Regions from separate parts of the Homo sapiens genome. Here region 2 is linked to region 1. Evidence: chromatin loops called from intact Hi-C (ENCODE). Cell type or tissue: lower leg skin. All regions are shown on one strand. Each heading gives the region's core, and the rest is flanking DNA. Links, peaks and the distances in the headings are about the cores only.

The links. A loop is a pair of places that touch in the nucleus more often than their neighbours do. Peaks named below come from ENCODE experiments on the same cell type or tissue, not always from the same donor. Only the 100,000 strongest peaks of a DNase experiment are listed, where the experiment ranks them.
Region 2: a loop joins it to region 1, with 2.7 times the contacts of the local background. A loop is called at or near these places in 2 of 110 quality-filtered maps.

What each region holds. Positions count from the first base shown.
Region 1 is chr11:123,343,111-123,347,503 of GRCh38, forward strand. No RefSeq gene overlaps it. Among named protein-coding and RNA genes, the nearest start is that of LINC02727, 30 kb to the left of the region's middle. In lower leg skin, for the core only: no CTCF peak of the experiment used is centred there; no DNase peak of the experiment used is centred there.
Region 2 is chr11:123,443,082-123,447,474 of GRCh38, forward strand. The region is part of intron 1 of GRAMD1B (GRAM domain containing 1B); the gene reads left to right. Among named protein-coding and RNA genes, the nearest start is that of GRAMD1B, 15 kb to the left of the region's middle. RefSeq lists an enhancer at 160-1,139. In lower leg skin, for the core only: no CTCF peak of the experiment used is centred there; a DNase peak (open chromatin) is centred at 2,490.

The sequences.
Region 1 (4,393 bases), core at 69-4,068:
GTTTCCTGAGGCCTCCCAGCCATGCTTCTTGTATAGCCTGCAGAACTGTGAGCCAATTAAACCTCTTTTCTTTATAAATTACCCAGTCTCTGGTAGCTCTTCACAGCAATGTGAGAACGGACTAATATACATGCTTAGCTTGCCTGACCTGTGATGACTTGTACTACCTCAGGACTCTGCAGAAAGTCTCTGCCAGCAAGAAGGCTCTCACCAGATGTGGCCCCTAGACGTTGGACTTCCTAGCCTCCAGAACTGTAAGAAATACATTTCTTTCCTTTATAAATAATCCCATTTCAGGTATTCAGTTATAGCAACAGAAAACAAACTAAGTCAGGTGAGGCCAGGCATGGTGACTTATGCATGTAATCCCAGTATTTTGGGAGGCCAAGGTGGGAGGATTGCTTGAGGCCAAGAGTTTAAGACTAGCCTGAGCAACATAGCAAAACCTTATCTCTTAAAAATAAAAATAAATAAATAAAAAAGACAGGGTCATATCTCTGAGGCATAGCCCTTTGGACTCTTCACTTTGTTTCAGGCTCCAGAATGGGACTCTTACCTTAGGCCTTACAGTTTTCCAGTCTGTCTGGTACCCTGCATAATGCCTCATAATTACCTCAGGATTAGAGTGTCGGTCCCAAATCTCGCCTACCTGGCAGAGATTCTTATCGCGGTTAGTGCTGGCCAACTCCCTCCCCTGCTAGATGGGATTCTAATCCCTATAAGCCCTGGAAATGAACAGATCTCTTGGAATCACAACACGGCTTTCTTTTCCTTAACAGTCTCATCCAACCACCTGGAATTTCACACTTCTAGCTTCACCCAATAGAAAGGACCTTCCTGATTTCAATATGTTTATGATTACATTAATTTTTTCCTCATCCATAGCCACTGGAAGACATGAGCCTAAGACATCTGAGGTGTCCCTAACAGCTCAGTCTCTCTCTCTCTTTTTGTGTGTGTGTGTGTGTGAGATGGAGTTTCGCTTTTCTTGCCCTAGCTGGAGTGCAATGGCGTGATCTCAACTCACTGCAACCTCCGCCTCCCAGGTTCAAGCGATTCTCCTGCCTCAGCCTCCCGAGTAGCTGGGATTACAGGCTCCTGCCACCACACCTGGCTAATTTTTTGTATTTTTAGTGGAGACAGGGTTTCACCATGTTGGCCAGGCTGGTCTTGAACTCCTGACCTCAGGTGATCCACCCGCCTAAGCCTTCCAAAGTGCTGGGATTACAGACGTGAGCCACTGTGCCCAGCCCAGCTCAGTCTCTTTAACTAAGACATTTCTCCAGTCTCATCCAGGCCCCAGCTTCTGCTACTGCTCCTTATCTCAACCCCACCCCTCAAGACTCACCTCAAATGCCACCTCATTCAGGAAGGCATCTGTGATCTTTCTCTTCTCAGCTGGATGGATTTGTTCCTGCCTCATGATCCTAGCAGCCCATAGGATCCCTTGTTTCCATTATATTTCTTTCATATTTCTATAATCCTGTGTTTTCTCAACCTTCTCATTAGACAGCAAATTCCTTGAGGGACTTAGCTCATTTCTTCTTGTAACTCTTTAGGCTTGTGATCAAGAAATGCAATTGAATTAAAAAGAAGATAGTATTTTTACTTTCATTACCATTTGTATAATCATTTCCCTCATACAGGACAGGGCTTAATAATTCGATGAACACAGATACAATTATTCAGCCTCCCTAGAAATCAAGTTTCCTGTCTCTCTGTAGCAAAGGTACCAGGCAGTCTTGGGTAGGAGAAAATAGAGTAGGAAATGGACCTTGGGATTGGGAGACTTTGGGAATTCAAAGAGAGAAAGCATTGCATTTCTGATGTCAGAGAAAAAACGTCTGTGCTGAGAGCAGACACCAACAGCATACTAAATGACAGTAATAAAGCAAGGGCCAGACACTCAGGCTTTGACACCTGTAACTAAAAGATGTTTTTGCAACCTTGCCAAGGTTTTGCAATCATTGCCTTTATTATTAAGCAGCTGGTGCTCCAGAGATGATCCAAGCTTTTACTTCCTTTATGCTCTTTTAGCAGGGATATTTATTATGGCTGTCTCCTCCCATTTGTCTGCAAGGATTATTATACTATATGACTCTATGTCTCCAGAGTAAACTGCCCCTTCGAGGGTTATAAAATATGCCAGAGCCTCAGCAAGAGAAATAAGTTCTTAGCATGGATTCAGTAATTGGTGCTTCAATAAAACTAGAAGTTTGTCTCTTGCCATAAGCCTGGCTATTTCTATGATCTTTGGACTTCATGAAAGTTTTTATTTTTTATTTTCCTGTTAGAACTCTCTTTTCTCTTCTTCACAGGCATATTAAGAAGAAAAGGAGCACCTCAGAATCCTCTGGGCAGTCCCTTTTTTCTCACTGAAGTGACTGGCTTTCCTCACTGGGGACCTAGTAATAGCCAAATGTTCTGTGTACAATTAGTGAAAGATCTACATGCATTCCTGCTACTTTTGTGGGTAATGCAGAAAACAAAATACTGTGCAAATGGTACACAGCCCAGGAAAAAGTAGGGCAACCAAATCTGTGGCTTTGAAGCCACGGGAATGATCAAGAAACCCAATTAGACTATAAGCATGGTGAAATAGGCCAGAGGCTCATAAATCCTCACCTGGTGCTGGAATCCCATCTGCAGCAAGCAGCCATTACACACTAGGTGATCACTGGCCTGCCCACTCTCCTAGCCCCCCACCACTCTGACCAGAGCTAGTTAGAAGTCAGCTGCAAAAAATATGTGTGTATCCAGTGAGAGCTTCCTGAGAAGGCAGTTCACAAGCATGGGAGCCGTATTAGATCTGTTATTGGAATGGTCATTAGGAAAACACGATATCAGGAGGGATTGTGCAAGTCATCGCTATGAATCTGAATGCCTGTGTCCCCCAAAATTCATATATGGAAATCCTAACCCCCAAGGTGATGGTAATTAGGAGGTGGGGCCTTTGGGAGGTGATTAGGTCGTAAGGGCAGACCCCTCATGAATGAGATTAGTGCCTCTATCAAAGAGGCCCCGAAGAGCTGCCTTTTGTTTCTTCTACCACGGGAGGAAGTGAAAAGGTGCCATCTCTGAACCAGGAAGCAGACCCTCACCAGACAATGAATGGGCTGGTGCTTTGACCTTGGACTTAGCCTCCAGAATTGTGAGAAATAAATTTTTATTGTTTGTAAGATGCCTACTTTATGGTATTTTGTTACAACAGTAACTTTAATAGTTTGCTCTACTTCCAAAATGTTCTCTGAAATGACTAAGACAGTCATAAGCCCTGAAAGGAGGTGCATGATATTAACAAATAAGAAAAGGCCAAGGACAAAGCTCTAGTATTGCTCCTTTAGAATTCAGCTCCAGGGAATTTAATGAGTGCTCTGGGCTCATTAAAAAAAGAAAAAAATATGTATAGATATACTGGATGTGGTGGCTCATGCCTGTAATCCTAGCACTTTGGGAGGCCAAGGCAGGCAGATCTCTTGAGGTCAGGAGTTCGAGACCAACCTGGTCAACAAGGTGAAACCCCGTCTGTACTAAAAATACAAAAATTAGCCCGGTGTGGTGGCGCGTGCCTGTAGTCCCAGCTACTCAGGAGGCTTATATGGGAGAACCACTTGAATCCAGGAGGCGGAGGTTGCAGTGAGCCAAGATCACGCTACTGCACTCCAACAGAGTGAGACTTCGTCCCACCTCCAAAAAATTAAAAATAACTTAGCCAGTGTGGCGGCATATGCCTATGCATGCCACTCAGGAGGCTGAGGTAGGAAGATCACTTGAGCCTCTGAAGTCAAGGCTGCAGTGAACCATGACAGTGCTACTGCACTCTAGCCTGGGTGACAAAGCAAGACCCTGTTTCAAATAATAAATTATATACTCAGAAAGTATATGTATCATCTATCTCTCCAAAATAGATCCTGAATCGGACTCACTGCACCTTCTTTACTGGGATCACCTTTGTGCAAGCCACTTGGTTTCCCTAGGTCTACCCTTGCTCTACTTCCAAACCGTTCACATAGCAGCCAGAGCCATCTTCTTAAAAAGTAATTTGAGTTTGAGGTGATGGATATCCTGATTTTATTATAACACATTTTATCAAAATCAAAATATCCCATGTACTCCCAAAATATGTATAACTATGATTATCAGTTAAAAAAATGAAAAAACATGAGAGGTTAAGTTGGGAGGATAGCTTGAGCCCAGGAGTTTGAGGTTACAATGAGGAATGATTGTGCCACTGCACTCCAGCCTGGGAAACAGAACCAGATCTTGCCCCTTAAAGAAAATTAAAAATTAAACAAAATTTAAAAATTAAATTGCTAAATTAAAATTTAAAAAAGGAATTTGAATCATGTCATTCCCCGTTTAAATTTTTCAATTACTTCCCATTTCTCTGAGG
Region 2 (4,393 bases), core at 307-4,306, 100 kb after region 1:
TGACTAAGAATGCCTTAACTTACTGCGAATGTAGTCCAGCGGGTCTTAGCCTTATTTTACCAAGGCGCTATTCAAGATGGAGTTGCTCTGATTTAAACGCCTCTGACAGAGCTGCTCACAGAATTCAGAGAAACACTTATGTTTATAGGCTAATAATAAAAGATATTAAGGATACAGATCAATAATGAGATGCAGAGGTACATAGGTGTAGATGAAAAAAGTCAAACTCTGTAAAATATTTAAAGAGGTTTATTCTGAGCCAAATACAAGTGACTATGGCCCAAGGCACAGTCCAAGGCATCAAGAGGTTCTGAGAACATGTGTGCAAGGTGGTTGGGTTACAGCTTGGTTTTACACATTTTAGGGTGATGTAAGACAATAATCAATACATGTGAGGTATATATTGGTTTGGTCCAGAAAGGTTGAACAGTTCGAAGCTGGGGGCTAGTGTTACAGGTCATTGGTGGATTCAAAGATTTTCTTTTTTCTCTTTTTTTTTTTTGAGATGGAGTCTTGCTCTGTCACCTAGGCTGGAGTGCAGTGGCACGATCTCACTCACTGCAACCTCTGGGATTCAAGAGGTTGATCCCCTCCCAGGTTCAAGCATTCTTCTGCCTCAGCCTCCTGAGTAGCTGGGGCTACAGGTGTGCGCCACCACACCCAGCTAATTTTTGTATTTTTAGTAGAGATCGGGTTTCACCATATTGATCAGGCTGGTCTTGAACTCCTGACCTTGTGATCCACCCGCCTTGGCCTCCCAAAGTGCTGGGATTACAGGCGTGAGCCACTGCACCTGGCCCAGATTCAAAGATTTTCTGATTGGCAAGTCAGAAAAGAGTTAAGTTATTATCTAAAATCTGGAATCAGTAGAAAAGAGTGTCTGGGTTAAGATAAGGGGTTGTGGAGACCAAAGTTCTTATTATGTAGATGAAGTCTCCCACATGGCTGCCCTTAGAGACAATGGATGGCCAGTATTTTGTATTCAGACCTTTAAAAGGTGCTAGACTTTCAGTTAATCTCTTCAGGATTAGGAAGGTCTGGAAGGGGAAAAGTCTAGTTATGTTAATAGAGATTCTTTACAGATGCAAATTTTCCCCACAAAAGATGGCTTTGCAGGGCCATTTCAAAATATAACAAAGAAACATATTTTGAAGTAAAATATTTCAACTTCCTTCTTTATCGTAATATTATGCTAGAGTCAGGTTGGAATTTGTTGTCTTATTGCAACATAGTCTGTTTTGCCACTCTTAAGATTTCTGTTTTGGCCAGGCATGGTGGCTCACACCTATAATCGCAGCACTTTGGGTGGCTGAGGTGGGAGGATCACTTGAGCCTGGGAGGTTAAGGCTGCAGTGAGTTGTGACTGCACCACTGCACTCTAGCTTGGGCCTCAAAAAAAAAAAATTCTGTTTTCATGTTAAAGCTGGTCAGTTGTGCCTGAGCTCCACAAGGAGGAGAGTATAATGAGGCATGTTTGAGCCCCCACGTCTTTCCATGGCCCGAATTAGTTTTTTTTTTCTTTGGGTCCCCTTGGGTCTCCTAAAGTGGTGTCCATTCAGTCAGCTGGGGGTTTTAGAATTTTAGCTTGGTTTACACAGGGCAAGGTATTGCAGGGGGTTAGATGGGGCATGGATCTCCCGTGTTCACCCTGGACACACCACCCTCCCAGCACCTGCACGAGTTCAGCAACCCAGAAGCTCAGCAAAGCTCCATGTCCAAGAGTTTTCATAGAGCTTGATCTTCAGCCACACCTCCCTCTCTCTTTTCCTGGAAGTTTGTAGGTGGAGCTGAGAGATCCAACCTTCTAATCCTCTAGTCACTTGGTCTTTCTTGGTCCTTCCTCCCCATCTTGAGGCTCCCCAGGGGCTGTATCCTAAGTCATTTTCTTAGCATAAACTCAGGTATTATCTATGGGGCTCATTACAAATAACAAGAGACACTTCTGTCACTCAGGAAAGTCCAAGGGTTTTAGGAGTTCTGGGACAAGAACCAGGAAAGGACCAAATATATTTCATCTCATACTACAGGAAGTCTGTGAAATAAGGAGGAAGGTACATTTCTGAAGCACTATTTCTAGAGAAGGATCAGGCTGAGATGCTTCTCCAAAGTGGGAAGAGTGTTGTCAGGTATTTCTGCCACTTAACCTTGTCGTGTTCTTTTGCCCGCAGGAATGTCAGTGAGTGCCAGGCTGACCCCTCAGAGCAATCTGCCTTAATCTAGAGAGCATTCGTGTTCTGGCTGGATCATTACACTTTGGAGCTCTTTTTGACCTTTTTGTTGATTTTCAGGGTTGGATGGAATGGCAACCGTAAAGGTCATTCTGTACAGGGTGGAGCTTCTCCTGGAAGAGTTTGCCCTTAACTTAGGTGACAACATGTGTTTTCTCCACCAGTGTCTACGATGAACCACATCTTCCTGATCAGAAAATATCACTTTAAAAAAAAGACTCTGGGGCCTGGCGCAGTGGCTTACCCTTGTAATCCCAGAACTTTGGGAGGCCAAGGTGGGCAGGTCACTTGAGGTCAGGAGTTTGAGACCAGCCTGGCCAACATGGTGAAACCCCCTCTCTACCACAAAATACAAAAATTAGACAGGCATGGTGGCACGCGCCTGTAGTCTCAGCTACTCGGGAGGCTGAGGTGGATTTGAATTGCTTGAACCTGGGAGGCAGAGGTTGCAGTGAGCTGAGATGGTGCCAGTGCACTTCAGCCTGGGGAACAGAGTGACACTTGTCTCCAAAAAAAAAAAAAAAAAAAACAAGACAAACAAACAAAAACAACCCCAGGAAAGAGGATTGGTTGCACTGTCTTTCTTGGTTATATCTTTTTATGTTTTCAAGACATACTATTGGGAAAGTTCTACCTAAGATCTAACTGAAATCCCCCACAGTACAATCCACACTCATGTTCTCTTGTTTTGTGAAGATGGAAGAATACCTAGTGGATCTTTGTTTTTGAGAGTATTTCTCCCAAGACTCACTGTTGCTCAGCTTGGCCTGTTGCTTCCAGATTCCGAGGAAGGTCCAGGCTTTGTACTTGGACCTCACTGGTTCTCTAGTAGGGTCTGTGAGCCTCTGCAGACTTCTTTTATTATTATTTTTTTTAGATGGAGTCTCTCTTTGTCGCCCAGACTTGAGTGCAGTGGCATGATCTCGGCTCACTACACCCTCCACCTCCCAGGTTCAAGAGATTCTCCCGCCTCAGCCTCCCGAGTAGCTGGGATTACAGGTGTGTGCCACCACGCCCGGCTAATATTTGTGTTTTTAGTAGAGATGGGGTTTCACCATGTTGGCCAGGCTAATCTCGAACTCCTGACCTCGAGTGATCCACCCGCCTTGCCCTCCCAAACTGCTGGGATTAGAGGCATGAGCCACCACGCCCAGCCCTCTGCAGACTTCTTGGAGGAGTTTTCAGCCATTGTCAGCCATGTATGTTTGAAGGCAGGGCTGTCTTAGAGGTTAACAGAGAGGACAGTCGCCTGCCCATTCAGAAAGTTCTCAGAACACTGAAAATTTCTCTCTCTCTGAAGTGCCTTCTCCATGCTTGGATTGCTTCTTAAAATGCCTTTTGCTTCACTGCCAGAGAGATGCGACTGAAAATGCAGATAACTCAGGAGAGGTAATTCTCACGATTCATCAGACACTTATTGTGCGCTTACTGGGAACCTGGCACTGTTGCTGTGTGCTTGGGATACAAAAATGGATGCAAGCTGGGCATGGCGGTGTGTGCGTGTAGTCCCAGCTACTTGGGAGGCTGAGGTGGGAGGATAACTTGAGCCCAGGAGTTTGAGACCAGCCTGGGTGACAGAGTAAGACCCTGTCTCGGAAGAAAGAAAGAAAAGAAAAGAAAGGAAAGAAAGAAAAAGAAAGGGAGAAAGAGAGAAAGAGAAAGAGAGGCAAGAAAGGCAGGAAAGGCAAGAAAAGATGGTTACAGATGTCCCTTCCATTGGGGAGCTCCCAATTGAGTGTGTGGGAGATCACTATGTAAAAGTTAATTTCAGTGGCATATGGCATTCAGACTAAAGCATGAAAAAAAAATTGATCTGAGGACAGGATCTGCTGGGTGGGAGAGGAGAAGAGGGGCTTAGGGCCTTGATTTTACCAAATCTTCACCTATTTCACTCACACTCAGCTGCCACCTGTCAGCACCTGTTTCTGTCAGACAGACGGGTCTCTCAGAGAATCCAGTCATCCTGGTAGATGGGATTTGTGAAATTATTTCCACCTTCAGAAAAACTGAGAAGTCTAGGGCCATGAAGCTGGTCAGTGACAGAGGTGGATCTAGAATACAGGTCTCCGGCAACCAGAACAAGGGTTCAGTTTACTGTGTTTCTCAGGGAGCCCATATTCATCCAGGAAGGAGCCGTATCTTCAGGCAGTGAGTCATGACGCTCA